Linked DNA regions of Homo sapiens: all the other regions are linked to region 1. The links are chromatin loops, found by intact Hi-C in ENCODE. Cell type or tissue: GM12878. All regions are shown on one strand. Each heading gives the region's core, and the rest is flanking DNA. Links, peaks and the distances in the headings are about the cores only.

Evidence for each region. Hi-C counts contacts between places; a loop is a spot of excess contacts. Peaks named below come from ENCODE experiments on the same cell type or tissue, not always from the same donor. Only the 100,000 strongest peaks of a DNase experiment are listed, where the experiment ranks them.
Region 2: a loop joins it to region 1, with 8 times the contacts of the local background. A loop is called at or near these places in 3 of 110 quality-filtered maps.
Region 3: a loop joins it to region 1, with 4 times the contacts of the local background. A loop is called at or near these places in 4 of 110 quality-filtered maps.
Region 4: it touches region 1 in a loop (7-fold over the local background); 8 of 110 quality-filtered maps call a loop at or near these places.
Region 5: it touches region 1 in a loop (3-fold over the local background); 6 of 110 quality-filtered maps call a loop at or near these places.

The regions. Positions count from the first base shown.
Region 1 is chr14:61,659,847-61,665,988 of GRCh38, forward strand. No RefSeq gene overlaps it. Among named protein-coding and RNA genes, the nearest start is that of HIF1A, 33 kb to the right of the region's middle. In GM12878, for the core only: no CTCF peak of the experiment used is centred there; DNase peaks (open chromatin) are centred at 1,785, 2,865, 3,715, 3,905 and 1 weaker place; H3K4me3 peaks cover 2,541 bases; H3K27ac peaks cover 4,060 bases.
Region 2 is chr14:61,500,270-61,506,411 of GRCh38, forward strand. All of the region lies in intron 10 of PRKCH (protein kinase C eta), which reads left to right. Among named protein-coding and RNA genes, the nearest start is that of PRKCH-AS2, 42 kb to the right of the region's middle. RefSeq lists an enhancer at 5,919-6,142. In GM12878, for the core only: no CTCF peak of the experiment used is centred there; DNase peaks (open chromatin) are centred at 3,112 and 3,664; H3K4me3 peaks cover 1,574 bases; H3K27ac peaks cover 3,376 bases.
Region 3 is chr14:61,522,657-61,528,798 of GRCh38, forward strand. The region is part of intron 10 of PRKCH (protein kinase C eta); the gene reads left to right. Among named protein-coding and RNA genes, the nearest start is that of PRKCH-AS2, 20 kb to the right of the region's middle. RefSeq lists an enhancer at 2,712-2,861. In GM12878, for the core only: no CTCF peak of the experiment used is centred there; DNase peaks (open chromatin) are centred at 1,775 and 2,785; H3K4me3 peaks cover 371 bases; H3K27ac peaks cover 1,132 bases.
Region 4 is chr14:61,591,605-61,597,746 of GRCh38, forward strand. All of the region lies in intron 1 of LINC03033 (long intergenic non-protein coding RNA 3033), which reads left to right. Among named protein-coding and RNA genes, the nearest start is that of LINC01303, 24 kb to the left of the region's middle. RefSeq lists an enhancer at 2,708-2,837. In GM12878, for the core only: no CTCF peak of the experiment used is centred there; a DNase peak (open chromatin) is centred at 2,907.
Region 5 is chr14:61,599,115-61,605,256 of GRCh38, forward strand. All of the region lies in intron 1 of LINC03033 (long intergenic non-protein coding RNA 3033), which reads left to right. Among named protein-coding and RNA genes, the nearest start is that of LINC01303, 32 kb to the left of the region's middle. In GM12878, for the core only: no CTCF peak of the experiment used is centred there; no DNase peak of the experiment used is centred there.

The DNA.
Region 1 (6,142 bases), core at 323-5,322:
ATAGGACCATGCTTATATCATTTCGTAATAACTTACATGTTATTGTCTGCTTGTATATTGTGTGATCTAAGAACAATTTCCAAATTAAAATATTGTAATTGTTCCCATTAAGTTTATCTTGGCAGATTTTTTTTTTTTTTTTTGAGACAAGATCTTGATCTGTCACCCAGGATGGAGTGCAGTGGTGGCACAGTCATGGGTCATTGCAGACTCAATATCCTGGGCTCAAGTGATTCTCCCACCTCAGCCTTGTGAGTAACCGGGACTACAGGCACGTGCCACCATACCTAGCTATTTTTTTTGTTTGTTTGTTTGTTTTAGAGACAAGGTCTCATTATATTGCCCAAGCTGGTCTTGAACTCCTAGGCTCAAGTGATCCTCCTGCCTTACCCTTCCAACGTGCTGGGATTATAGGTGTGAGCCGCCATGTATCCTGACAAATCTTTCTTTTTACTACTCCTTTAAGTGGGACCTGTAGTTGACCCAATACTCTGAACCGAATATATTCACCTGAGAGAGAAAAAAAAAAAAAACTCTGCCACAAATAAAGCAAAACTGTAACAAGAAGCCTTGGTCACATTTGTTGAAGACTAGCATACTGCTGGCTAGTCTGTCCAGATATCTGAGAATGGATTAAATGGCTTTCTGCTGTTCTTTTTAGGATCAAGATGCTATGAAAAGCTTTAGTATTTGATACATTTCAAGGGAGAAAAGGCTGAGTTTACTTATTTTGAAATGCTATGTGTCTTTGTACTTAGGTGAATACATGTGAGTATATTTTAAATTAAATTCCTTTCAACTATTTCAACTATTTTTACAGACATCATTTACTGAGAGGACAAATGGGTAATATAATAAAAATTGCCATGGGTGGAGGTGAAATGTTGTAACTTACAAGCAGTAATTTATCTTCCTGCTGGCATGTCAGGATATGGTGATGACTACACTTGTTGTTCAAATTATTTCCTAGTAACAACCTCAAAGGAAACCATGTTGAGTCTGAAACCATCTTGCATTTGAAAGCCTGTGTGGCCTTCTTACAGATCACATTTTCAAAGAGGTCAGAAGTCAATGTATATGTAGAATTTCAGACACTGTACCATCTTCCACAGGGATTACACTCAGAGGCCTAAACATGTCACAGGAAAAGTTGTTAGACTGTTTAAAGAAAATCAACAACCAGGCACAGTGGCTCATGCCTGTAATCCCAGCACTTTGAGAGGCCAAGGCAGGCGGATCACTTGAGGTCAGACATTCGACACTAGCCTGGCCAACATGGTGAAACCCCGTCTCTACTAAAAATCCAAAAATAAGCCGGGCATGGTGGTGGCGCATGCCTGTAATCCCAGTTACTCAGGAGGCTGAGGCAGGAGAATCGCTTGAACCCGGGAGGCGGAGGTTGCAGTGAGCTGAGATCGTGCCACTGCACTCTGGCCTGGATGACAATGAGACTCTGTCTCAAAAAAAAGAAAAAAAAAGAAAAGAAAATCAACTGGAAGAGGGTAAAAGGAAGCAAAATCTCTCTGCAACATTGGGGAGTGAATTTGCACAAAGGACGTTCCAAAACATCCATGAAGTTGACTGGAAAAAAAAATAGAAATACAAATGTAAAGTTTAAAGGAGCCCATGAACCTAAGGAAACAGATACTGGGGATTTTTGAGCTGAATACAAAACCTCTGAGAAGCAAAAGAAAAAATATGTTTGCCAAGAGGCGTCCTTTCCATATCTAAAGCAAAACCCACAAATACCCATGAGTAATATCATGCAGGTTATGAAGTTCCTATGCAAAACCAGCAACATTTTCATAAACCAGAATTGTTGGAACAGTTGCAGATATTCATTTAAAAAAATCTGACTGTATAACAGCTCTGAAACGCAAAGCTAGGCCACAAAAGTACATTTCACCACATATGTCAATTTTCTTGAACCCTCTCACTATCAGAGTTGCCCAGGTTTTAAAGTTCCAAAGTTAGTAAAGAGACTGTGAATCAGACACTAAAATATGTTCTTCTACTTTGTACTGTAGCAATGCCATATTTAAGAAAAATATGAAAATGAAACCAAAAAGCAAACAAGATTGTGGAATTCCCTGACATTGTATTATATTTTACCAGCAGCCTCTGTATTACACACTGGAATAGCTTAAATGTGTCTTTTTCAATTAATTTCCCTTTTTTTCCAGAAGAATAAAGAAGTACATTTATTACAGTAAATAAAGTTGGCATTGCTCATATTAAACAAACAGGATGTCTGAACTGTATGCATTAAAAGATTTCAGAATGACAAGGCAAGCAAATTACACATATTAGTGCTTATGCTTTCAGAAAGAATGGAATGCTCGGAAAGTACTAAATCACACGTAGGTACTAGAACAAGAAAAAAATGACAAGGGTGTAATTGGTGGTGAGGGTGGGAACTTTTTCTCGCTTAAAATACATTGGGCTCATTTGTGTCTGCAATGCATCAGTTCCCAGTGCAAGAAAAAAAAGCCACGAATATGGACAGACTCAAAGTCTTCTCCAAATGGAAGATCCAAATCAGAACCTTTGAGGAGGTTTGCCTCAGCACCTTCTGTAGAAGTGGTTGGCAGACACACAACTAGACACAAGGTAACATGGTAGAGCAGTGTTGAGAAGAGGATCCGCAGTGGTCTCCACTGCCCTGGCGGTGACCTTCTCCTCTGACTGTTCTGTATGTAACGGGACTGGCTTGTGCAGGCTGTTCAGCAAACCATAGGTCTGGTTTGCTATCCCCTGATCTTGTAGGTCATGTGATTGGACAAGCTCATTTGCCCTTGGGTGGATGGTGTTCAGTGACCCATCTTGCTGAGTCATGCTAAACCTGTTGAGCATGCAGCCTTAGTGCTTTAATGAAAGTGCCCTTCGTTGCATTTAGAAACAGTGACCCACCCTCTCCCTTCTTTGCTCTGTGTCTAAGTGTCATTGACACAGGACAGGGTTCCACACAGGATGTGATTCATATGAGCCAATCTTGAGTAGGTTTCTTGTGGTTTTTAGTTTTGTTTTAGTCAAAAGAAGGGAAACTTAACCATTTCCAATAGGTTTGATGAAGGTAAAAGCATTTCCCTCATTTTTCTGTCCATGCAAAAGAGCATACTGGGAGACCACAAAAGCCAAGGCGATTTGTGGGCCTATTCCCCCATTTCTCCCACCAGGTGTGGGAAAGAAGCAGAAATTTATGGCTTTGAATGGATTCTACAGATGCCAGAGTATAAGAAATTTCTAATCATTAAAAAGACCTCAAACGTGGCCAGGCGTGGTGGCTCACACCTGTAATTCCAGTATTTTGGGAGGCTGAGGTGGGCGGATCACCTGAGGTTGGGAGTTCGAAACCAGCCTGACCAACATGGAGAAACCCTGTCTCCCTTAAAAATGCAAAATTAGCTGGGCGTGGTGGCGGGCGTCTGTAATCCCAGCTACTCCGGAGGATGAGGCAGGAGAATCGCTTGAACCCAGGAGGTGAAGGTTGCGGTGAGCCGAGATCATGCCATTGCACTCTAGCCTGGGCAAGAAGAGCAAAACTCTGTCTGAAAAAAAAAAAAAACCCACAAACTTGTAAGGACCTTTAGAGTTGACCGAACACTTTCACATTAGTAATTTCATTTGTGCCATACAGCTTGCCCATGAGATAAGTCAGGGTTGGCCTCCTCTTTATGTGAGTTGATATTTTTAAAAATTAGAATGTACCGTAATACGCGTCCTGTATAAGTGATGTTCATTGTACAAGTAATTTTCATTGTTCCCCACTAGTGTAGATAAGGAATGTCCATAGGAAATTTTGTAACAGAGGCCATCCTCCAGCCCCCACAAATACATGCCTCACCCTACCCCAGTATATATGGAAGAATATGTTCAAGAGAAAGTGGCTGTTCACACCTTATTTTAATTTTTCTGAAACAGGAAGCAGGCAGAACAGCGGGGAAAAGGGAAGCTAACTCCTTCTTCCCCTTTCATTTTCTCTGGGGCTATGATGCAAAGCAATGCTACAGAATATTTTAACCCCAGCCAATCACCATAAGAGAACACATAATTAAAAGCATCAGAGGTAAGAGTTAAAGAAAATGATTTTCTAAGCTGTTTGCTTGTTTTGAAATAGAGACAGAGTCTCAGTATGTTGCCCAGGCTGGTCTCTAACTCTTGACCTCAAGCAGTTCTTCCACCTTGGCCTCCCAAAGTACTGGGATTACAGGCCTGAGGCAACACATCTGGCCCTAAGCTATTTTTTAAAAGACAATGTTTAACACATGATATGAACATATGTGTGTGGTAAGTAAAGTAGAATGAGATTTCTTTATTTTTTCTTTTTCTTTTCTTTTTTTTTCTGAGACAGCGTCCCACTCTGTCAGCCTGTCACTCAGGCTGGAGTGCAGTGGTACGATCATGGCTCACTGCAACCTCAGACTTCTGGACTCAAGTGATCCTCGTGCCTCAGCCTCCCAAGTAGCTGGGAATATAGGCACCCACCACTATATCCAGTTAATTTTTTTTATTTTTGCTTTTTAGAGAGGAGTCTTACTATGTTGCCCAGGCTGGTCTTGAACTCCTGGCTTCAAGCTGTCCTCCCGCCTCAAACTTTCAATGCGCTAGAATTACAAGCATGAACCACCTTGCTTGGCCGAGATTTCTTTAAATTATTTGCTCTTTGTTTCAGAGTTTTTAAAAGATTACTCCTTATGTATTTTGATGACAAAACTCCCCCTCAGGTTTTGGGCAATTTGTCTCACAGAAAAATCCCCTTTTCTTTCTTTCAATGACGTATCATCACTTGAATTCTATAAATGCTATTGGCCTTTTTGGCAATCATCACAAAACTATTTTTTATTATTTTGAGCATCCTTGAGGATTATTTGAATCTCTCTATATCTATTCTTGTCACATTCTCTCTCTCTCCATCTGTTTGTCTTTATGGGTTCCTCTTTCTCTCTCCATGTCTGTCATTTCACCCTCTCTGACTTTCTCCCACTACACGCTATCCCTTCCCCACCTCATTCCCGTTAACTGATGTCCTTTATGTACCAAGAACAATATCAATTCATAAAACATTTCCCTCCCTGGGCTCCCTCATATCCCTACTCTACTCTTCCCACAGTCTGCCCCAAAATATCTTTTACAAGTGCTTGAAGAGTCACCTTAAAAATCAGGTCATCAGATGTATGCCAATAGTGAAAAATTTGAGCTGATCCAAATGTTTCTCAGTGGGAGATTGATTAAATAAATTGCGGTGGGTTTATTAAATGGAATACCATACAACTATTAACAGTGCAACCATTTATTGACATGGAAGGTTGTTCATGACTTTTCTTTCTTTTTTTTTTTTTTTGAGACGGAGTCTCGCTCTGTCACCAGGCTGGAGTGCAGTGGCGCGATCTCAGATCACTGCAACATCCACCTTCTGGGTTCAAGTGATTCTCCTGCCTCAGCATCCCGAGTAGCTGGGACTATAGGTGCGCACCACCATGCTCAGCTAATTTTTATATTTTTAGTAGAAACGGGGTTTCACCAGGTTAGCCAAGAAGGTCTCAATCTCTTGACCTCGTGATCCACCCACCTTGCCTCCCAAAGTGCTGGGATTACAGGCATGAGCCACTGTGCCCGGCCTCATGACATATTTTTTGCATGAAAAAAGTGAATTACAGAGCAATATGTTTAATATGAAGATACTTTTAAGTATACATATTTGCATGGGAATGGTTTTAGAAGGATTTATTCCGAATTGTCAAAGGAGATCGCCTCTACATAGTGGAATTTGCAGTTATTTCATTTTGTTGTTTTCCTTTTTTCTTATCTGTATTTTTTAGTTTTGTGACAAATCCATATTTGTTTGTTCTTTGCAAAGTTAAAATGTTTCTAAAACACAACATTTGTCACTGCTATTCAAATAAAGTTATCAAGGACTCACTCTCTGTACCTTCCCAATGCCATTTCCATTTTTGATGTAGGGAACAGGAGGAAATGTTTCTCATGGGTTCTCAACCACCAGAAGACAAAAGACAAGCTGAAGCTATCATTAGCTTCATTTATTCCCTCCCACCCATAGAGTCAGCACCATCCAACATATACAGATCCCCTAGACACCAGCATGGCCCCTCACCTTGCTGACAGAAGCAAAATACAAGATCTG
Region 2 (6,142 bases), core at 522-5,521, 160 kb before region 1:
TCACTGCAGCCTAGAGCTCCTGGGCTCAAACCATCCTCCCACCTCAGCCTCCCAAGTATCTGGGACTACAAGTGTGTACCAGCACACCCAGCTAATTTTTGTAATATTTTTAGAGATGGGGTCTCGCTATGTTGCCCAGGCTGGTCTCAAACTCCTGGGCTCAAGCAACCCTCCCACTGTGGCCTCCTAAAGTGCTGGAATTACAGCTTGAACCACCATGCCCATCCTTGGTCTTTAACTGGATATTGTTGATGCTGACTATAGAGTAGCAAGCACGGTGGAAAGTTAATTGGTGTGGTGATCTCAAAAAAGGATATTTAAATTTTCCTGTTGTAAGGATCTCAGGAATTTAATTCCTGCATCCATTTGAGAGTATAGCTTCAGCCTGTATGTGCACATGAAAATAGAGAAGGTAGTCATAAATCCCAGAACTGAGGATCTCTGTGCACAGCCCACTCTGCAAAGGTGGATATTTTCCTCTCAAATCAATCTGTGACTTGCTCAAGGGTGAATTACCAAAGATGAAACATGGGCTGAGCACGGGGGTGGGATGGGGGAGACAAGAAAATCACCTTTGGGTATGTCAAAATAGAGGTACCTATGGAACTCCTTCAAATGGTCCATCTCAAAGTTGGAAATACCAGGATAATGTTTAAGACTGGCCACAGACTCAGGTTGATTGCATGGAACAGCATGAAAATGAGACAGTATTGGCTTACAGTTAAGAACGAGGCTTTGAAGTCAAACTTAGATTTAAAACTTACCCCCACAATGTACTGTAATTCTGTGATATTGTACCAACTCTTTAATTCTCTAAGCCTCCGTTTCTTAATCTACATGAGGATAACAGTACTATCCATTCCATGGAGTTACAGTGAAAATTAATTCATGTGGCTTGCTTATTCCAGTGTCTGACATCAGCAAATCCTCCATATACATTATCAGTTGTTAAGAAGAAAAGTGATCCAGGGAAGGAAATTAAACAATGAATTTACTTGAAAGACAGATTCCATAAGGAAATTGTTGAATAAATTATGGTTATACCCGTACTGTGGAATATTATGCAACAATTAAAAGAAAGAATACATTAGATCTACATATATTGACCTGGATGGTTTGTCCCTGATAGACAAATAAATGAAAAAAAGAGAGATGTGTGCTCATTTTAATCCCATTAAAAAAAAAAGCAGTAGCGAAAGCTACACCAAGAGTCTCGTACGTTTCCTCATTTGTCATGGCTACATAAGGGCTTGCATCTTGAGCTCTTTTTTGTTCATTTCATTTGTTATCCCTCAATTTCTGGCACAGGGCATGGCAATATTTCTTTTTTCTTGTCTTCATTTCTGTTTTATTTCTAGCAACTGAGCCAACATTTGTCTGCAGGAATTCATGGTGGGGAGTAAGTGATGAGAAGATGGGTGGAAACACAGTATCATTTATTGACTAAAGAGCAGTGTCACTTTAATTTAATTTTAAAATGTAAATTAATGCATATACATAAAAAGGACACTTTTAGCTGTTCTAAAATGATTACAGTGAATGCTAAATCCTCTTCATACCCTTGTCCCCAGTCTCTCAATTCCTCTTCCTCAAGACATGTCCTTATATGTCCTTCCAGAAATGGTCTATGCATATGCAAGCTCTGCATTTGAATGTCTCCTGTTGAAAAACAAATGGTGGTATATTATCTACCTGAAGAACAGAGATTTTTTCCTAAGTCTTTAGAGAGATGAAATCTAAATCCTTAAAGAAAGGTAGTAGGTAGGCAATCTTTTCTTTTCTTTTCTTTTCTTTTCTTTTTTTTTTTTTTTTTCCGAGATGGAGTCTCACTCTCACTCAGGCAGGAGTGCAATGGCATGGTCTTCACTCACTGCAACCTCCACCTCCCAGGTTCAAGTGATTCTCCTACCTCAGCCTCTTGAGTAGCTGGGACTATAGCACATGCCACCACACCCGGCTAATTTTTGTATTTTTAGTAGAGACGGGTGTCACTATGTTGGCCAGGCTGGTCGCAAACTCCTGACCTCGTGATCCGCACACCCCAGCCTTCCAAAGTGCTGGGATTACAGACATGAGCCACCATGCCCATTCAATCTTTTCTTTTATCAGAAGGGTCTATGGGTGACAGTTCAAGTCCTGGAAATAATTCTGCTATCTCTTGTTGGAGAAAGTGCTGGTTTTTTCAGATCAGGCAACAGGCTTATAAACGTTTATTGCAGTTACAAGCTACAAAGAAAGATTTCTTTCCAGCACTACTGCTCCAGGTAGAGCAGTTGCACCAGTCATTATTTATAACTGGATTAAAGAGTAGCAGCACATACTTCTACCGTGGTTATAGAGTGCCTTCTGTTGTACAGAGTGGACTGCTTATTCACCAGGGAGTTCTCAAACACCTTTCTCTATGGGCGCTGTCCCAAATAATGTCAAGAGAGAAAAAATTAAAAATGAGCTCCTGCCCTCTAAGAACAGATGGGAGCAGCCCCAAATCTTGCAAATGAAGCAAGAGGGGGTATTCAGTCTTTAATCCAAGCAGCTAGAAGCTTGCCTTTCCCAAGTTCACCGAGTGAGGATTTTAACACTCCTTTGACAAAGAAATGGGGCCGAGCAGCAGAGGAAGGCAGGTGACACTGAGTCATGGAATTCACCCTTTCGAGCCCTTCCTGGGGGATGTGTGGCTCTTGGGTTGGTTCTTGAAGGAAAGGAATGAATGTAAGAGAGGAAGGGAAGCAGGCTTTTTTTTTTTTTTTTTTTTTGACTCCTACACAGAAGGTGGAATTGAGAAAAATATACTGTGGCGGTGAAATCAACTTACAAAACTGAGGAGGAAAATTTTGACAAAAGCAAACCCAAAATCTGATTACTGTGGGGCTGTCCATTTTATTGCTGCACCAAGGAGCAGGGTAGATACTATTTTGGCCTAAAGAACACTGAAATTTTGTTTTCTCATTTGCAAATAGACAGGTTCAAACCCGTCAGAGGCCGTAACTGAGTTTCCCTGTGACTGATTTGTATGTGTGTTAGTGGTTTTTTTTTTTTTTTTCCTGTAAGAATCTGGTTGAGTAATTCAGAAGGTTAAAAAACAACCAAACAGAAATAAGTGAGAAAAGTTAACTGAGGTCTGCCACATATGCCGGGAAGGTGCCCACAGACTGGCAGAATCTGTGCAGTCTTTGTCTGTTTCTGCCTATGCAAATACTAAGCCACGCTCAACAGAGCTTGAGCGTTGTATCTGTTCAACTGCCATTTAAGAAATAGGACTCTGTTCTCAACAGCTTATTCCTTGGGGTTTCAGAATGTAAAATATGAAGTGTGTATAATCACAGGCCAGGTTCCCAGCATTTCTCGGCATTTCAGCTTTGGCAGGAGGAATGGGAAAAACTGAAGTTTTTATGTCCAGGAAGGCTGAGTGTAATCTTTGTTCTGTGGCACTGGGAAAGGAAGTGAATCTGTTACAAAGCGCTTTACCTCTGAAGCATGTCTCAGGGGCAGCTGTGCTTTGTGCCATGTATTCTGTTTTCATAAAAAGAAAGAGGTAGAGTCGAGGGCTTACCATGCAGAGTATTTTCACAGTATCTCACTTGATATATCATCCAGGGAAAGTGACCTGTGTTATACTTTGTGTTTTAAGATATAACTCTAGAATCAAAAACTTACCAGAGAAGCTCAAGATACTTTACTTTGCAAGAATTAATTCTCAAGATAAAAACTCATCAGAGTTCAAGATAAGAAGGGTTCAATTAACAACACATTTTAAATGGAAGAATTATTTAAAAAATTGTTTTAACTTTGAATGAGCTTAGATTAACTTACCTGTTGCAGAGGTAGGTCAGACCCCATGTCATCATTTGCCCAGAAAAGTCCCAGTTTGCTCCCATAATCCCCCTTCATGACCCATTTTACTCTCAGAGGCCCATTTTGTTTATTGGGTTTTTTTTTCTTGAGAGAGTCTCGCTCTGTTGCCCAGACTGGAGTGCAGTGGTGCGATCTCGGCTCACTGCAACCTCCACCTCCTGGGTTCAAGCCATTTTCCTGCTTCAGCCTCCTGAGTAGCTGGGATTACAGGTGCTCACCACCACCCCCGGCTAATTTTTGTTATTTTTAGTAGAGATGGGGTCTCACTATATTGGCCAGGCAGGTCTTGAACTCCTGAATTTAAGTCATCTACTCACCTCGGCCTCCCAAAGTGCTGGGATTACAGGCATGAGCCACCGCACCCAGCCGTCTGAGGCCCATTTTGGGCGGTACACTGCATGGTCATCATACAAAGAGGTGTCTGCATTTCTACTTTTTTTTCTTTAAGATGGTAGAACCAAACAAAAAAGGGTGTTTTTACAAATTGAGAGGGGTCCCTCTGTAGGAGGGGAATTTCTCCAGCATTTTCCTTTGATGGAGTATTCTCCTCTCGTTCAGAAATAGGAAATTTAGTAACTAAAGCATTAAGAACAGATTTATTTTTTAACATCAGTCACTACCTTAGTTTCAGAGACACACTGGGGGAAATTGCCTTTCCCTTACGCCTCTTGTTTTATGTCCTTTATATGAGATGTTAATATATTTACATGAGGTATAAATTTGTCTGTAACTTTATAGGTTTGTATTCATTTATTAATCCATCCATCCATTCATTTACTCATTCAACAAATGTTAATTGAGACCTATTTTTTGCCTGGAGATATAATAGTGACCACAATAGGCCTGCTCCCTGCCCACAGGAAGCAGGCATTCTAGTGTAAGCACACAAACAAGTAAAAGTAATTACCAATTGTGAAAGTTACATGGAAGGAAATAAGTGAGCTTTTATTTGTGGTTTTATTTCATAGAGCTGAAGGAAGTGAAGAGACAGATACCTCTCTCCCCACTTCTTTCATTGCTGAATGTCTGAAGTATTTCTTACTCCATTGGACTACTATGACAGAACACTATCGATTGGGTGGCTTGTAAACAACAGAAAATTATTTCTCAGTGCTCTAAAGGCTGGAAAGTGCAAGGTCAAGGTACCAGCAGATTTGGTGTCGGGTGAGGGCCTGTTTCTTGGTTCACGGATAGCTGCCTTCTCACTGAGACTTCACATGGTGGAAGCCGTGAGAGAGCTCTCTAGGATTTGTCTTTTCTTTTCTTTTCTTTTCTTTTTTTTTTTTTTTTTTTTTTTTTTTTTGAGGTGGAGTCTTGCTCTATCGCCCACTGCAACCTCCACCTACCGGCTTCAAGCAATTCTCCTGCCTCAGCCTCCTGAGTAGCTGGGATTACAGGCATGTGCCACCACGCCTGGCCAATTTTGTATTTTTAGTAGAGATGGGGTTTCTGCATGTTGGTCAGGCTAATCTCGAACTCCCGACCTCAGGTGATCCACCCGCCTTGGCCTGCCAAAGTGCTGGGATTAGGAGCATGAGCCACCACGCCCAGCCGGATTTCTTTTCTAAGGGCGCTAATCCCATTCACAAGGGCTTTACCTTCATGACCTAGCCACCTCCCAAAGGACCCACTTCCAAATACAGTCACATTGAAGGTTAAGTTTCAACATACCAATTTTGGGGATACATAAACATTCAGTCTATAGCAGTATTTTATCTGGGGTTTCAAACTCAAATACCTTCAGAGTAGAGGCCAATGGGGACACTCCTGTCTCATGGTTCTAACCAGAGGGGACTTGCATATCCATTCACCTAAAGCTCCGTTAAGAAAGGTGAGGAGCCCCGGGCCAGACCCACAGGAAGTGTCCCCAGGTTGCATTTGGCTCTGGTCACATATTCACTTTTTCCAGAGTCCCCAAGGTATACTTTAGTTCCACATCAATGCCTACCAGGCCTGGTTCAGTCTTACATTTCAATAGGTCCCCTTGTGGGTCTCGGAGAAAAAGAGAGCAGCATTAGAATTTTACTACCACAGTGAGTTTTTCCACTTCACTTTGGAAACATTGAGCTATTCCTACGCAGTTTGGATGACAGAAATACTGTGCTCAGTGCAATCTACTGGAAAATCTGAGTGCTTGGAAAAATGTCAGGAATACTCTCTTTTGTCATGGAATTTCTCCATATTGCGGCGGTACTTCAGTGTGAGTCAGCAGGAGGAACTTCGGTGCACCAAGCAGGCCTCACATCAGTGGGGTTGTGAGTCCCAGCTCTGATTGAAGTCAGGGGGGTGG
Region 3 (6,142 bases), core at 456-5,455, 140 kb before region 1:
ATTCCCATGTTTTCTCCTCATTGCACTCATCACAGTTGATAATTGTAAATTTAGTTGTGTGGTGATCTGTCTGCTTCTCCCACCAGACATTAACCCCCTTGTGGGTAGAGATGGTGCCCCCTTTGCTTACTATTGTATCCCAACATCCTGGCATATGGCCAGGCTCATGGACAATACTAAAGAATGGTTGGGTGGGTGAAGGGATGGATATCTCGTGTCAGGTGATGCATGAATGGCACTACTGTCTAACTCACGATGAAACCAAATGTTATGCTTTTGCTAATTCAGTGACTTTTCAAAAGTCTTTTGCCCATTTAATACAATCCATCTTGCTTTGAAAAAACTTTAAGTATAAACCCAGGCACTCAAAACACAAGCCAGTCCTAAGTAGTTTTATTCTAAAATTAAGACCATAACCCACATTCACTCACTTGGCAGATGCCCCCTTTTCACACTTACCTACATGCTAGTTCCTCCTCCTCAGTGGAAGGCAGCAAATGATCTGCACATTTGACCACTTGAGAGATTTGCTGTGCACTCCCCTATGCCTGTATCCTCAAGGACTCTGTAAAATCCATTGAACTCTATGCACAAGCTAAGAAAAAAACCTTGCTTTGCAGTATTTCGATTATGCATTTCATAGTAATATGCATAAAACATCCCTCTATCATAGTGCCATCTTAGAATATTTATTGATTCCCTCAGGTGGTTCTTGTTTCAATTAAAGTCCTTTTGGGAAACAATCTATCCGGGGGATTGGCCGGTGACACTGCTACATAGAAGGGATTGGGCCTGGTGTAGTAAGTCACAAGCCCAGGCCTTGGAGGTGAGCAGAAGTAAATCTGAATCCTGATTTTACCCCTGTCTAGCTATATAATCTTGGGGTAGAGCCTACTTCATAGAGTTATTTTGAGGATAAAATAAGAATATAGATAAAGCACTTAGCATTTGATGAACATTCAGTATATGTTAACCACTGAAGACACTGTTATTCTTGTTATTCACAAAAGCTTTTTTCCAGGTTTTCTAGACAGACCCACAGACTCACCACCCCCAAATGAGCAACAGACAAATGGCAGTATGCTGACAATCATAAATTGACTGTGTATTTTATGATAATGGGTATCAAAGTTGTACTCTATTAAAGAATTATTATCTTTGAGATTCAGATATTAAAATGTGTATAGATGAAATAGCTCATATCCTGGATTTGTTTCAAAATAATCTGATAAAAGATGGATCAGGGAGGGAGGGAGTCGATGTAGCGAGGGAGCATGTTTGGACGTGCATTGGCAGGTGCCGAGGCTGTGTGATCAGTATGGGAGTTGTGTCATTCTCCCTACTTTTGTCTGTTTTGAAATTTCCCATAATAAAAGTTGAAAAATATGTTAAAAATAGTTCATATAAATAGCCTCCTAGATTCATTCTTGTTCAAGGAGCCAGCTCTCAACTCGCTTTCCTTTATTTCTTTTGGAAGAGTAACTGACTCTAGTGATCTAAGCAGTAAGACTCATGTCAATCTGTTTTATTACTCTCAGGATAGCTTATGGTGGAAACAAAATAAATCCAATTTCTGAATCTCCTTTGTCTTCAATCACTTGGGAATTCTCTCTGAAACTACTGTGGGCATTTTAAGTAACCCTGATTACCCAGCAAGAACAATGTAGCTTTCAGACAAGCACAGAGGATAGAATAACTCTTTCTACCCTTCTATGCTTGCATGACAAAAGCTGTAGCTATTAAATACCGGTGCTCAATGAGCTAATGAATGGCAAGCCGGTAACTGTGGTTTTGGCATTTTAGTATTTGAGCCTCTGCCCTGTATGAACTTGTAATCTTCATTGTGTAGCCTTGTTAAGTTCAGCTGCTGAGTTACATGTTGGCATAGGAAGCTGAGGTACTCCTAAGCCAAAAACTGACCTCTGCATATTTCAAACTAAAGTCAGGAGGCTTAGGGTGACTTCTTTTGCTTTAAAAAAAATAAAGGCATGATTTCCCTTTAGAGTGGAAGCTGACCATGACTGTAAATGGCTCTATAATCTTTGGCTTTGTTTGAGTCACCCTCTCCATGTTCTGCTCTTCCGTTTGGATGCAAGCCAACATGAGGATAAGTGTTCTGCTTGGTCCTCGTTGTTTAATAATTGACCCTTCAAAACCACTTTCTTTCTCCAGCTTCATCAAAGAGAAGAATTTAAATTTTGATTTCAGGTTTCTTCTTTTCCCTCTTGAGTCTATCTTTAAGGGGTAAAACATGTGGCTTTTTATAAGTTTAAGTACTTTGGAGCAAAGTTTATGGAGTGTCCTTCCATCCCCTAAAAATAAGATAGGCTCTGAGTTGGCCAGGGCAGTCCCATTGGGGTCCATCTGAAATGCTTCTGTTTATCCCTTTGGTCAGCACCTCCTGCCAGGACCATGCTGGAGCTGCTAAGAAGGAAGACAGGTGCACAGACAGAGCCTTCTGGAATACAGTGCGGGGTATGCTATCATAGAAGTATAAACTGGGCACCCTAGGAGCAGAGTTGATATTGCTATGACTGTCTGGGGACATCAGGACAGACTTCATAGAGCAGGTATGAGATACTTGGGCTGAGGGCAGCACTGGTAGCCTGGAATTACATTATGCTCTTAATTGAACCCTCTTGGGATCCCAGTTTGAGCGATCTGTCTTATTAAATAGCACTTGGTATGAGAACAGCCATGGCGTTTCCTTTACAGCTCATACAGTTCTGAGAATGCCTAAAATTAGATTGAAATCAGGATTAAGGTGTCTAACCTGCCTTTGTGGCCTCGGGCATCCTGTGACCAGGATGAGTCACATCCCTGTCTTGCCCACTTGCGTCTTCTGAGAGCTGCGTCCCAAGACTTCCCCATGCAGAGCTGATTGTAATAGTTGACTGACAAAACTGATGGCCCAGCACTTTCTCTCCCTGCGCGATTCCTGCTGCCCATGACAGCAGCTGAGTAATAAGCAGTCAGACCTCTTACCTGGGACATTAGTCACAAGCTCTTAAGCAACTGCGGGTCAACGCTTGAGACCGTTTTGGATTTCTGTTAGCACTTGTTTCTGTTGCCCAAGAAGATCCTTTCCAAGACTTCAGCAGGCATACTGGCTTCGGGAAAATTCAGAAACTCAGTGACCTTGTTTGGAAATGTGAGTGATAGTGTTCTGGGCTCAGGTCCACACAGGCCTGGCTTGTCAGGCTAGGACACAGTGTCGATAAAGCTGGGCTCATGGGCTTTGTCCCCCCGGCCGTGCTCTCTCCTGGGGCTGCAGACTAGTGTGTCTAACCTCAGCCAGGCGCCTCTCTACTGTGTGCCCGCAGTCCCAGAGGAGCCAGGCACCCAGGCCTTATAGTGCCTCCCAAGTCAGAAAACACTTGTGGAAGAACTGAGAGTGGTGGCCTCCTTCACTGGGCAGGACCACGATCATCCTCACCCCTGCTCCCGTCCTGCGCTGCTACGATTGCAACCTTTTGTAGGTTAAACTGGCTGTGCTCATATTGTATTTATGTGGTGGGGCCAGGGGAGGAAGCAGCTTCCACAAATCAGCCCACTGAAAACAGTCACTTATATGGGACATGGGATTCTGCGTGGAGAAGGGCTGATTTGGAGCCAGGACTGGGTTTGGGTTAGAGACACAGAAAGCTTGCTTCGCTGAAGTGGGTGCACAGGTACTCAGCATGCCTTTGCCTTATGCCCCTGACACCCGGGGAGGCTGCTACTAAGAGCAGAGAAGTCTGTTCTATGTTCCATTGATCTGTGCCATGAAAGCTTTGCTGCTTTAACCACACTTATTGGGGATTCCTGGAATACCAGACTTGGTTTCCATTCCTGGGCATTTTCTAGTGGCCATTTTCTGTAAGACCTGTATGGCCAGGCTGTATCAACTCACAGGACAGCGTGTGGAAACCAGTCATGCCAGTTCTGTCATCACCTACCTCCTCCAAGCCAGCAACGTGATCCAGGCTGGACAGAGACCAACCTTTTGCCTTGGGCCATGCAGGCCAACAGACCTTGATTCTCACACTGAGGCAAGAAAATAGAACCTCGAGTGCCCTGACACAACCCACAGTGAATATGGCACTCCAGAAAGAGCAGTCAGCTGCAGCCACTGAGGAGACGCCACAGCGAGGGGGGCTCCAGGCGGCCCAAGGCCATGGCAGCCTCCCACAATGGCAGTTAACCACAAAGCTCCAGGCCACCTAGCATCCCCCCCGTGACCTGCAGCCTCCTTGTCACTGATCAGCCTATGTGGGTTGCCTCTGAGCATATTGTTCCTTTAAAAACCAAAGTGTAAATGTCTCACCCAAAAGGCCAAGCTGTTGCTCTGTCCAGTCTAGACTGTGCCTGTGAGGCTAGCAATGCCACCCTCCCTCTGTAACAGTGCCCTGGGGTATGGGTGGCAACAGGACAACCAGGTGCTTGTGCTGGGAAGCGGGTTTTTTTAAGAGAGCACTGCCTTTTATTTACAGACAGCTTTATCAGTACATGGCCATGTTCCTGCCGACCTTGAGGACTCTTTACCAAACAATCCTGCTGCTGAATATTCACTTCCTTCCACATGAATTTGCTCTTAGGGATTGGAGGAGGGGTGGAAATGCTTTCAACCAGTCTCCATAATCTAGGCTTCTTGTGCACCTGGGGTACCCACAAACAAACCCTGTTCTCACTCTGGTTTTCCTTTTCCTGATTAACATCCCCACAAACCTACTGGATTTAAGACAAACCCAGAAGTCATCATTTCTGCTGCTTCTCTCTATCCGTCTATCTCTAAGTGATTATCAAGCCTTATTACTGATTTTGCTTTCACCGAAGCCCTGCTTCCTTTCCCCTGACTAACTCCTTATTTTCCATTCCATTCATCACTGTCCTGGTTCAGGTCTTAACATCTCTTCCCTGGACGGTTTCAGCCTCCCCCAACTGATCTTTTCTTGTCCAGCCAGGAATCTGTTACTCCCTTAATGAGGGAGCATCAATGAGTTCCTTTTGCCTAATATGTAAAAATCAAAATTCCTTCGTGTGACATTCAGGACCCTTCATGGTTTGAAGGACTTAACTTTCCTCTGTAGCCCTGAGATTTTTCATGGCCCCAGCACTCCTCTGTCCTGTGCTGCCCGCCCCTCAGCCTCCTCCACCATACCCAGGGTTCTCTGAGTCCACCTGCACAGCCATACTGCTGGGCTTGCTGCCGTGTCCCTGCCCCATCCGCCTGTCCATGGCGGCCTTCTCACTCCCCTTCTCTGCCTGGGAGACTCTGACTCATGCTATCAGACCCAGCTCAATTTCTGCTTCTGCTGTGAGGCTGTCTCTCTCTCCTCCCACTAGAAGGAATTGTTCTCTCTTATGTTTCTCTCGTAGCACTTGGTTCATACCTTCATCGTGCCACTAGGATGATACAGCAATTGGTGTGTTCCCCCTCCCCACCCCTCCTGGTCTATCCTGTCCATGTGTGTGTGTGTGTCTGTCTGTATATGAAATATATATCTATTTGTTTTACACACACACACACACACACACACACACACAAAGTATTTCTTTCTTCTCTTTTCATTTTAGAGACAGGGTCTCACCCTGTCGCCCAGGCTGGAGTTCAGTGATGCACTCTCAGCTCACTGCAGCCTCAACCTCCTGGGCTCAAGTAATCCTCCCACCTCAGCCTCCCAAGTATGTGGGACTACAGGTGCATGCCACCATGCCCAACTAATTTTTGTATTTTTCGTAGGTTGGGATGTTGCCCATGTTGTCCAGGCTAGTTTCAAACTCCTGAACTCAAGCAATCTGCCTGCCTCAGCCTCCCAAAGTGTTGGGATTACAGGCACCCAGCCGACAAGTATTTCTTAAGTACATTATGCCAGGCATAATGGCGCCAGGCATAATGGTGAACCGCATAAACACAATCCCCGCCGTCATGGAGCTTCTAGCCTAGCAAATATTTGTCTCCCATTACACTGTGAGTTCCTTGCAGATGAAGATCAGCTGTACTCCTAGTGCCTGTCACCACCCCGGGCACACAGTGGCCACCTCCCCTATGGGTGTTCATTCTGACTCCGATGGGTAGAGATGGGTGCTAGAGTGGAGGATGGGGTATAGGCTGAGTATGAGGTAAGTGGAAAGCCTAGAAAAGCCACATTCTGCCCTCCGT
Region 4 (6,142 bases), core at 724-5,723, 68 kb before region 1:
CTATGGCGCATGTTTACCTGTGTAACAAACCTGCACATCCTGCACATGTACCCCAGAACTAAAAATTAAAAAATATATTTAAAAATAAAGTCACGGGTATTACCGGGCATTATAAAGACAATAAAAGTAGTTGTCAGAGAATGACTGGGGGACACTTTGGAGAGGTGGTCAGGTAAATGCTCTCTGAGGAGGTGATCAGAAGGTTCCCTGTGAGATTCTAAGGTGAGACTAGCAGCAGGAAGAAGGCAGGAACATCTGCAGTGTGGTAACTGAGGGAGAGATGGGCTGAGATGAGGCTAGAAAGGTGGGCTGTGTTAGGGGGTTTGGGGTTTACTCCCCATGCCCTGGGAGGCCACTGGAAGACTTTAGCGAGAAGAACAGCAGGCCCCACATCTCCCTGTGAAACAGCAGAGGCTTGCAGCATACTGGCCTCTCAGCATCCCAAGACCTGTTCCTGACCTGCCCCAGCCCCTCCCTCCAGGCCTGGGGTTTTGGGTGTACGGGAAATAGTCTGACTGTCTCCTACTCTGCTGAGGTCAGTCATTGTTCAGAGTGGTGTATTAGTTCCCTATTTCTGCTGTAACAAATTACCACAACTTAGTAGCTTAAAGCAACACAAATGTACTACCTTATAGTTCTGGAACTCAGAAATCCTAGCATCAAGATGTCTGCGGGGCCTTTGCCTCCCAGAGGCTGCAGGGAAGTACCTGTTTCCTTGCCTTTCCCAGCTTCTAGAGGCTACCTCCATCCCTTGGCTTGTGGCTCCTTCCTCCACCTTCAAAGCTGGTGGCATAGCATCTTCAAAGCTCGCCCACTGTCTCTCTGACTATGACCCCTGCTTCCATCATCATAGCTCATTCCCCGACTCTGACCCACCTGCCTCCCTCTTATAAGAACCCCTGTGATTACACCAACCCCACCCAGATAATTCAGGATAATCTCTCTATCTCAAGGCTCTTAAATTAGCCACATCTTCAAAGTCCCTTTTGCCATGTAAGGTAACATATTCACAGGTTTTGGGAGTTAGGAGTTAAACATCTTTGGGGAGCCATTCTGTCTACCACAGGTAGTCACCTGGACAGCAGAGAACCGAAATTTATCTTGAGCCATTCTACTAATGATATGTGTCATTTAGCCACTGGAAACCTACTCACTTATCTGTAAAAATGAGATGAGTACTTGCCCCACCTACCTCAGAAAGTTATTGTATCACATGAATTAACATAGCACATCTGGAAAAAAAGAAATGCTGTAAAATATAAGGAATAAATATGATGTGTTATGGAGTCTGCCAAACATAGGTACCAAGGGCATGTTATATATTAACATAAAATACTGAAATTGAAAGAACCAGGTTTGAGTCCTGCTCTTAAAAATACTTGCTGTGTGACCTTGGACAAGTAACTTAAAAAGTATTTGGGTTTTGTGTGTAAAATTTGGAAAACGCTATCTTCTCACAATAGTATTGTGAAGTTAAAATCAAGTAATATAGGCTGGGGTGCTGTGTGAAATGCTACACAAATGTTCTTTATTGAATATTTCATGGACAAGTGCCCAAATACTTCTTCCTAGATAGATGCTTAATGAATCCAAGTAACGGGGTGGTACCTATCAGACCAATGCCAACTGGTTTGGAATCTCCACTGTATACAGTGAGTGAGAAATGAAAAGAAGATAGTAAACCGGGGGTCACTCCCATTCCCTCCCCGCTCAGTTACTGAGGGGTTACAGAGCAGGAGGAAGAGCCTGCAGCATCTAAAATGGTTGGTTAGTCAGAAAAATGCAGAAAAATGCAAAAATACTGAGAATATAGAATCTTCCTGCAATAAAGAGGTTTAGATTGAGGCAGACTTTCTCCAGAAGAAGCATCTGTAGTCATATTTAAGACATTCAAATAAATTGCTCAAGAACAGCCTTGTTTATTCAGCGCCTATCATGTAACTTGAGCAGAAATGGGCAGGAAATATGTGCCTTCTGAGTGTGAGCTATAGACCCACGGACATATTAATTTATTCAGCATACCATTTTTGAGCACCTAACAATGTGATAGACACTCTCCTGCTTCTGGGGATACAGCAGGAGGTAAACACAGAAAACCCGCCTGCCCTCATAGAGCTTATTTTCTAGTTGAGGAGATGAACATAAATCAAACGATCCACAGATGAATGTAAAATTATATTTATAACTCAAAGGCAAGGTTCACCGTGCTATGAAGCTTATCACAGGGCTTAGAACTTGGCCTCTGAAGGGTAACAGTTCAGCTGAGATCTGATGGCTGAGCATGTGTATTAAGAGGGAAGAGGAGGAGGGAAGAGATTTCCAGGCTGAGGGAACAGCATATGCAAAGGCAAAGAGGAAGCATGGAATATTGGAAGACCTCAGAGAAGCCCATTGTGTCTGGAACTGGACTCAGAGTGACAGGGACAGTGGTCAAGATATAGACTGGAGAGGTGGGCAGGGGAGTTCTGGCTACAAGGGTCATTATGTGGGCAGATACAATGGCTGACAAAATCAGGACATAAGGTTTCACTCAGTCCAAGGTTTTGTTTTGATTTTAATGCTCCTGGAAGAATCTTATCATTGCATGTTTCTAACTGGAAAAACCCCTTAAATATGTAATAATTAACTCAAATTCTCAGCTGGGTAAGAAGCACATTAAGTCACCCTGTGTAGGTCAATGAAAGGTGCCCAGGTGGGTCTTAGGTGTCCATACCCGGCACTGCAAAGACTGGCTCCAAGATGGGATGCAAAGACCAGAATGGGAATCACTGACAGCAGCTCTTGCCTCACTGTTGTGCTTTTCCAAGGATTTCACATGCATGAGCACATTGGACTGCTGCAAGACATCTGTGAAATGGGAAGAATGTAGTAGTTGTGGGGAGATGGCCAATGACTTGCCCCAGCACCCACAGTGACAAAGGGAAACCTTGAACTCATATTCACTGTTTCTAGATAACAATGGTTTTCCCCACAGACCACAACTGAGTCACCTACATTCTTTATTTCTCTCTCTCTCTCTCTGACCTCCTTAAAATAATAGAACTTAGAATGATCAAACTCAAAGGGGACTTTAAACACCTCTCAACTTATTTAATTCCCTCCTTTGCAAATTGTAACAAGTTTAAATATTTTGAGAAGCAATAGTATTTCCCCCAAATAAAGACTAAAACTGACTTCTCTCTTTCCACTAAAGAAAGAGAGAAGTCACTATTCTGGTCCTTTCTAGTGACTCATTTTTGGCTCTTGGAACATGTGCTGTCATGGAAAGACTCTTCCTATAATTCACTGTGACCTTAGAAGGCAGATCACTTTACCTCAGTTACCCTCTGTTTTCTCACTGTAAAATAAAAATGTAAAATAACTACAACCAATGATGACAAATTCATCTTACATCATAACCCAGCACACACACACACACACACACACACACACACACACACACACACACACAAAGTGAGAGAGTATTGAAACAAAAGTTCCAGGAATCTGTACTTATTCTTACTAGTACAATGTACACTATTTTCATTCTAGTCTGTTCTATTCCATTTCATTCTATTCTTCCAAATAGCTCTTAGATATCCAGTAAATGGATTTTACTACCCACTAAAATGTGAAGTCCTCAGGTTGACAAGTGCTAGTCTGGATACTCTCTGAGGCACCCTCCAGTCCTGGTTCTCTGACATCCACTGGGGCTGCCCAGAGTCTCCTGGAGGCCTCTTTCCAGCAAGGCAGGTCCCCTTCTGCAGCCGCAAGAGTGACTTGGAGACACTCTTTATCAGTCCTTGGGCCTCTAGTCCTTGGACCAACTAGTGCTGTTGGTCTTAGGGCAATTTGCCCCTGCAAGTGTAAACAAAACACTGAACCCAGCCTTCTGATCACAGTTAGCCAAAATTAGGTGGAGAAAGATCCACATTCAGAGTCCAACTGCAGAGTTTGAGAGCTTGGCCATTCTCTGCAAGAATCCCACCCAAGACGCCCAGACATCATATACACCCAGACCACACACATAGGCACATAGACCACACGTGGTAATCCACGCCTACTCACCACACATGCCACATACAAACACATACACAGCTCCCTCAACATTCACACATACCACACAGTTATCCACACGTAAATACCCACACTCACCCATACCATGTGTACATACATACACACAGATACTTTACACACACACACACATATACATGTACACACACACACTCACCATACACTACACACATACCACAACACACACGCATACACAACTCCTGAGAATCCCCACAACTCCTTTGGTGTAAAGCAAGAAATCATATAATTTGAAGATGAATGAGTCAGAGGGAAATAATTTTTTTTTTTTTTTTTTTTTTTGGAGACAGAGTCTCACTCTGTCACCCAGGCTGGAGTGTAGTGGTGTGATCTCGGCTCACTGCAACCTCCACCTCCCAGGTTCAAGTGATTCTCCTGCCTCAGCCTCCCGAGCAGCTGGGATTACAGGTACCCCTCCAGCATGCCCAGCTAGTTTTTGTATTTTTAGTAGAGACGGGGTTTCACCATGTTGGCCAGGCTGGTCTCAAACTCCTGACCTCAGGTGATCCACTCACCTCAGCCTCCCGAAGTGCTGAGATTACAGGCGTGAGCCACCGCGCCCAGCCAGAGGGAAATAATTTACAGTTAATCCATACTATCTCTTCACTGTTCACTCACTAGCACAGAGTTGGAAAGAGGATTTTCAACAGTTGGAACAATTTGCATAAAACTAAGCTGGCAATGCATTGAAGCACTTTGCTTTAAAAATTGTGCTGTTAAAAACAGTCAAATGTATATTGCTACTGTAGTATTTCAATGATAGCTTTTTTCAAGTTAATCAAATTTTCATTTTATGAGTACTATTTTTCATATTCTTTTTCATTTGCTGATTTGTAATAGCGTAAGACTGTACGTTTATGCTTATACCTTTATAAAGATACACATTTGCTTCATGTTTTGAAACAGGTTTTAATGTGTGCTATAAATGTGTGCTCTTAAAAAGTACTGTACATATCATTTTACTGAAGCTTTAAAGTTTATGAATTCTGAATATTTAAAACTATAATAACAGTATCAATCCAAGCATTTCAGTATTAAGTAAAGTAAATCCCCAAATCCTGGTACTATTTGGCCTTGAAAAGTACTATTTCCCACGCTCCCATGATGAAACCTGAAGTTGCTTTCTGTGCCCAGAACAGTGCTTCCTATCCTGAAAAGCTCTCAGGAAATGTCTGATGAAAGAATGCATGAAAAGAAAGAAAAAGAGGCAGAGAAGAAGGAGGGGGAAGAGAGAAGAAAAAGATAAAGGAAGAAAAGGAGGGAATGAGATTGGAGGTGGGTGGATAAAGGGAGTGAGATAGACAGAAAGTCAACTGTAGCCTGCTTCTGACTCAGACGTCTTTTCTCTGTGGAAAATGGAGGCCAAAGACCATGTCGGATCTTGTTCAAAATATGATTGCTGGAACCCACCTTGTGAAGTGGCAACTTCATGGGACAGTCACTGGAAAATTCAGCTTTCCATCTGCAGTAGAGGAAGCAAATCTTACCGAGACATTTGACAGACACAGATGTTTAGTCTTAAACATTATTCCTATGGTCACTTTGCTATGGTAACAAGAACTTTGTCATGGAAATATTTGCATCGCTCATTTGCAATTGTTTTCTTTTCATCTCTAAGGCTCATTCGTGAGTTTTGGAAGGAGAGTTATGGTTTTATTGTTTCTCCTAATGATAAAAATAATACATCCTCATTATTTTTGAATAATGAGAAAATAAAATAAGCATAAGCAGAAAGTAAAGTAATAATGCCTATTATTCAAAACATCCAGATATGATAGTTATTAACATTTGGTTTTCATAAAATATATGTAAATATGATCATACTGTATATTCCATTACATAATCTCTTGTTTCACTTAATATATTGAAGACATCTCTGTCCATCTTTTAAAATTATTTCATAGCTTTCTGTTCTCGTTTGACAAATCTTTAGGTTTGCCAATGTTTTGTTATGATAAATGATGTGCTAAAGAACATTCTTGTACAGGCATTTTTATGCATTTACCCTGCTATTTCCTTGGGATAAATTCTTAGATGTGAACATTTAAATGTGAGTATATACATTTTAAAA
Region 5 (6,142 bases), core at 784-5,783, 60 kb before region 1:
TGCACATGTGCTTCAGTAGTAGTAGCTTACCCAGCATTGGGCTTTCAAAGAGAAGTTTCAGGCATTTCTCAGTAGTGCCACTGTCACCCTGGTTGGCTCTGTTAAGGTCATTTAGGTCAGACATCAGCAAGCACAGACAGCTGAGAGGCAGGAAATGTGTGGCTCTGTGAGCAAAGCAAAGGAGAAAAGCTTTTTATAGCCAAGGCATGGGAGGAAGCACTGATAATCGGAGAAGGGTTGTGTGTTTTCTTTTCTCTATTGGGAAAACTCTCCAACTATGTTCTTTAAAAGCTAACCAGGCTCTCTCTTATCTTTCCCACCTCATGAAAAGTCATTCGCTAGCAAACAACCTTCCATCTAAGGGCACTGAGGTTTTAAAAATATGTGTAGTTTCCTAAAGATATTTTATAGTTTAATTCATTTTTATTAGAAAATATCGTCACATGGTTTAAAATTCAGATGTACAAAAGGATATACGATAAGGAAACTTCCTTCCATCCATAGCCCTCAGAGACCAAGTTTCCTATCCTGGGGAAAACCAAGTTCTAGATTCTTATTAACCCATCCAGAGTAATTTAGACATATTAAAATATATAAGTACATACAGATATTCTTTTGTGAAAATTTTTACAGAAGGGGTAGCATACTACACACACTGTTCTGCACCTTGATATTTTTACTTAGCATCTGAAGAATGTCCTGTATCCGTACATTAAGAACTACCTTATTCTTTGTTATGACTACACTACACTCGATTGCATGAATAAAGCATACCTTATTTATCCAGTTCCCCTATAGATGGACATTCATGTTGTTCCAAATTTTACTACTACAAATTATGCTACAATTAATGTATTATTTTATATATCAGCAAATTTGCATCAAGAATAAAGTCCTAGAATGGGAGGTGCTGGGTACAAGGATATGAACATTTGCAATTTTGTCAGAAATTGCTACATTTCCCCTCTTAGAGATTGTACCAAGTTAAAGCCTTCTCAGTAATGTGGAAAGTACCTATTTCCTCACACCTTTGCTGATACAGTGTGTTGCCAACCTTTTTTTTTTAAAACCTTTGTTACCTTAATGTGTTAGGTAAATAATAGTATCTCAGTATAGTTTTAATTTGTATTTCTTATATTATGAGTGAGATTCAGAATCTATTCATATATTTGAAGGTAATTTGTATTTCTATAAAGCGTTTGTACTCTTAGTCATTTTTATTTAGCATGTTATTGGTCTTTTTCTTATTGCTTCATAAGGACCCCATATACAAGAGGAAAATTAGTGATTTATCTGTGACTTTAGTTGCTCATATTTCCCCAAGTTTGTTTTTTATCTTTTAACTTTACAATTAACATTTTTTAAATTCTCTTTTATTTATTTATTTATTTTTGCCTGTAATCCCAGCACTTTGAGAGGCCAAGGCAGGAGGATCTCTTGAGCCCAGGAGTTTAAGGCCAGCCTGGGCAACATAGTTAGATTTCATCTCTACAAAAAAAAAAAAAAAAAAAAAAAAAAAGCCAGTTGTGGTGGCGTGCACCTGTAGCCCTAGCTACTCAGGAGGATGAGGTAAGAGGATTGCTGGAGCCCAGGAGTTCTCGAGGTTACAGTGAGCTATGATCACACCATTGCACTCCAGCCTGGGTGACCAAACCAGAACCTGTCTTAAAAATAAATAAATAAATTTATTATTATGGCTTCTGTGTTTTCAGTCAGGACTTTCTTAGTCTAAGATTATAAAAAATACTATCCTATGGCTTCCTTTTTACTCATTTAGGGTTTTTTGTTTGTTTGTTTTTTGAAACAGTCTCGCTCTGTCATCCAGGCTGGAGTGCAACGGTGCAATCTTGGCTCACTGCGGCCTCTGTCTCCCTGGTCAAGCAATTCTCGTCCCTCAGCCTCCTGAGTAGCTGGGATTACAGGCAGGCGCCACCATGCCCAACTAATTTTTGTGGTTTTAGTAGAGATGGGGTTTCGCCATGTTGGCCAGGCTGGTCTCAAACTCCTGACCTCAAGTGATCCACCTGCCTTGGCCTCCCAAAGTGCTGGGATTACAGGCGTGAGCCACTGTGCCCAGCCAGGTTTACTTTTTACTTTTATTTATTTAATCTGTCTGAAATTTATCCTGATTTAAAGTTTTAGGTTTGGATACAATTTTATTTTTTTCCAGATGGCTTACCAGTTATTTCCAACACTTAATAAATAATCTTTATTTTCCCTACTAATTTGAAATACTATCTGTATAATGTCTACATATTAAGGTATTCACATATTATAATTTATAATGAAACTTTTTTCCCTTCTAACATCTATTTCCAAGAATCTTTACACATCTTTCTTTTTTTTTTTTTGAGACGGAATCTCGCTCTGTTGCCCAGGCTGGAGTGCAGTGGCGCAATCTCAGCTCACTGCAACCTCTGCCTCCCGGGTTCAAGCAGTTCTCTGCCTGAGCCTCCCGAGTAGCTGGGATTACAGGCGCCCGCCACCATGCCTGGCTGATTTTTGTATTTTTACTAGAGACAGGGTTTCACCATCTTGGCCAGCCTGGGCTTGAAGTCCTGACCTCGTGATCCACCCACCTCGGCCTCCAAAAGTACTGGGATTGCAGGCTGAGCCACCGCACCCAGCCTCTTTACGCATCTTATAATGACTATATATAAGTCTCTTACATTCCCTGTAAAATCACATTTTAACAATTTTCTTCCTTCTCCTTTGCTTGTAAAATGTTATCCCCTGCAGGCCAGTGCCTTCTCTAAACCTCTCTCCCATTCTTAGCGTCAGCATTTCTGCGTTCTCAGAGATTACCCCTACTTGTAGAATCACCTGTGCCTCTTCTTTCTCTTTAGGAAGAGATTACAAATTGCTCCCATCCAGATGGGCAAATATAAATGGCTATCAGTGTGAGATTAGAGTTTCCAGGCTCTTAGCAGAGGAGCCAGGATTATCCACACAGGGAGGCTGCCAAAGCCTAGCGACTGGAGATTTGCAAGGAAGGATGTGTAGAAGAAGAGTGATGGACACTGAGTCTCAAGTTACACCAATAACGATCGCATGAAAGAGGAGCTAGAGGAGAAACTAGAGGCAAAGTACTGGAAGAAAGAACGAGAACGATGAAGAATGCAGAGCCTCTGAAGAGAAACCAGATAATACAGAAAGATCAGGGAGGTTACGGATAAGAACACCACTGGATTTGGTGACGGGGAGATCACTGGTGCTTCTTAGAGCAGGTCACTTGACGTATTCCTATCCCTCTACCCTTCCGGTTATAATTACTTCCTCTTCTGGGTAAATGAAGTTGCTGTCAGCAGACCAGCACCCTCAACTAGAATAATTAGAAAAGCCAAATACAATGCAGAAATTACCTATTTGAGGGAAAGTGATAGCTGCTGAGGCAAGGAACACTGGAAGGGCTAATGCACTGGAGAGAGAAACGTGAGGAGAGTGAGCTGGCTTCTGCAGCCGCTTTTACCAGCGGGGCATTTTGCAGGAGGCTGAGAACCCATTGCAAAATGCAGTGCAAAGGCTGGCAAAAGACTGCTCGGGATAGAGAAAATAAGAGTTTTAGTGGAAGATTTGAAAGGGCCTCAAACAAGACAGCCTGTTTTCACCTGAGGACTTTTGCTGCACACTGAATTTCTTCAGAGCAGGGATTCTAAAATGCAAATGGAAAACCTGCCTCTAAAAAGCAGAGTGCAGTTTTTCAGCATTCTTGTAAGACTAAGATTAGGGTTTACTACTGGCTGGGGGAGGGTTCTTGCAGAATACAATAGGGCCTTTGTTGAAAATCTAGGAGGTCAGAGATGAACCTGTGGAGGGCTGAGACTTACGAGAGCTATAATTCAACCTTGACTCAGCAAATCACTAATTGGATTAACATGATCAGCCACCAGTCTGTGTATAGCAGGGGGAGGGTACTCTCTCTCTGAAAAAAGCTATCATCTGAAGTCTCTACAACTTTGTGTAGATAATGTCTGACCTGCCATTAGAATGTATGAGGTACAACAAAAGACAGGCTCACATAACTGAAAAACCAAGAGAAAGAAGACAGTAGAAACAAACGGGTGATCCAGATGTTCAAGTTAGTTGACAAGGACCGACAATTGCCTACCACTGTATGTTAAAGAGGAAAAGATGAACAACATTGGTGGAAAGATAAAATCAATTGTTACCTCCTCTTGAGGAGCTTTATTTGGTTCTCCCTTTCTAGAAATCATCTTTTCCTTCTTCATATTATCCTGAAAATGTATCTATACTTCTTATTGCATGTACCACTGCAGAAAGTAGTATCTTGCAGTGGCCAAAAGCATGGAGGTTTTAAAGTCACATTGGGTTAAAATTCAAGACCAGCCACCTTTGTGACCTTAGATAAGTTACTTATCTTCTCTGAGCCTCAATTTCCTTGTCTATAAAATGGAGTTGTTGGCTGGGTGTGATGGCTCACGCCTGTAATCCCAGCAGTTTGGGATTACTGCTGAGGTGGGCGGATCACAAGGTCAGGAGTTTGAGACCAGCCTGGCCAACATGGTGAAATCCCATCTCTACTAAAAATACAAAAATTAGCTGGGTGTGGTGGCACGAGCCTGTAATCCCAGCTACTCAGGAGGCTGAGGCAGGAGAATCACTTGAACCTGGGAGGCAGAGGTTGCAGTGAGCCGAGATTACGCCATTGCACTCCAGCCTAGGTGACAGAGTGAGACACTGACTCAAAAACAAAACAAAAAAAAATGGAGTTGTTAAAATAATTCAGCGCCTTGAGTTCCTAGGTAAGCAGACTGAAATCCAGCTCAGTGTAAAACGTAAAATGAAACCTAAGATTAGCCAATCAAAAACCACCAACTAACCTCTCACTAGGGACTTTTCACTGGAATGATCTAAATAAGGCTATTGCTTCATTTTAACCAAATATTTTCTTTGCCTTGCTTCTGCATTCTCCCTATAAAAAGGCCTTCCCTTTATGCTCTTCAGTGGAGCCCCAAATAACTTGTGGCTTGCAGCTGCTCAATTTGTGAGCCCTGTCTGATCACATTAACTCTTTAATATTTTAATGTGCCTAAGTTTATCTTTTTACAGAGTCAATATAGTACTTTCCTCATAAGGTTGTTGTGAAGAATTCAAATATGTTCATACAACATTCAGTTGATATAAAAATGCATTTTTTCCTCTAGTTTTCCTCATGAACTCCATCTGCTGAGTAGTACAGAAACAACCTTAATTTTTGTCCAATCTACTCATTTCATACTGATATAATACTTTTAATATTTCTATAGGGATATAAAATCTCTGGGGGAAAATGTTAAGTCTTCAAGATGGCCTTTGCTTCTTTCCTCCAAGATGGTATCTGGGAGTTTGAGGGAAGGTCTATGGGTCAGTGACCCTGTGGCAGCAGAGGAGAGATGGGATCCTTAAACCCATCCAGTGTCCTCTGGAGCCTTTCTCATCTCTGCTGTGGAGTAACTGGACAATTCTGCTCCTTGGCCTGGGAGGCAGGGATGTGTACTTGGTCCCATTGGTCTGTTTGAGCTCAATGGACAGATGCTGCTAGATTCCAGAGCCCCGGCCACTTGCCCCTAGTCCCATAAACACTCTCCTTTTTCATGGCAGCTTCAGGCTTCTGCTGGACCATCAACCTTCTCAGCACCTTCCAGGGATGTGAAAGAACTCATACTGCTTCAGGACAGTTACCCTCATCATATACTTCCCTAATATCCTGTTGTTGTCCTTTATAACACTTTACTAAATTAGTAACTTTATTTTTTTGTATGAGAACATTAATTTGATATTTTCTGCCATACAGCATTGCAATCTTAGTGGTACTAGGAATCCTGTCCAGTTTTGTTCATTATTGTGTTCCCAGTGCCTAGATCAATCAATACTGCTAAATAAATAAATGAGAAACTCCTAACTTCAGGGCCCTGATATTTCAGAACACAGATGATCTTGCCTTAAATATTTTCCCATCCATACCAGGAACCTTAGTTTTCTTCCCAACACCATTCTGCCTGTGTTCTTTCCTATCAGAAGATTGATTTTGTTTGGTTGACAAAATGTCCAGCCCAGGGACTTTATAAATCATGAATTTGCCATGAACAAGCAATCCTGTTCCCAACACCAACAATAGATCAGAGTAGTTATGCCATGTTGT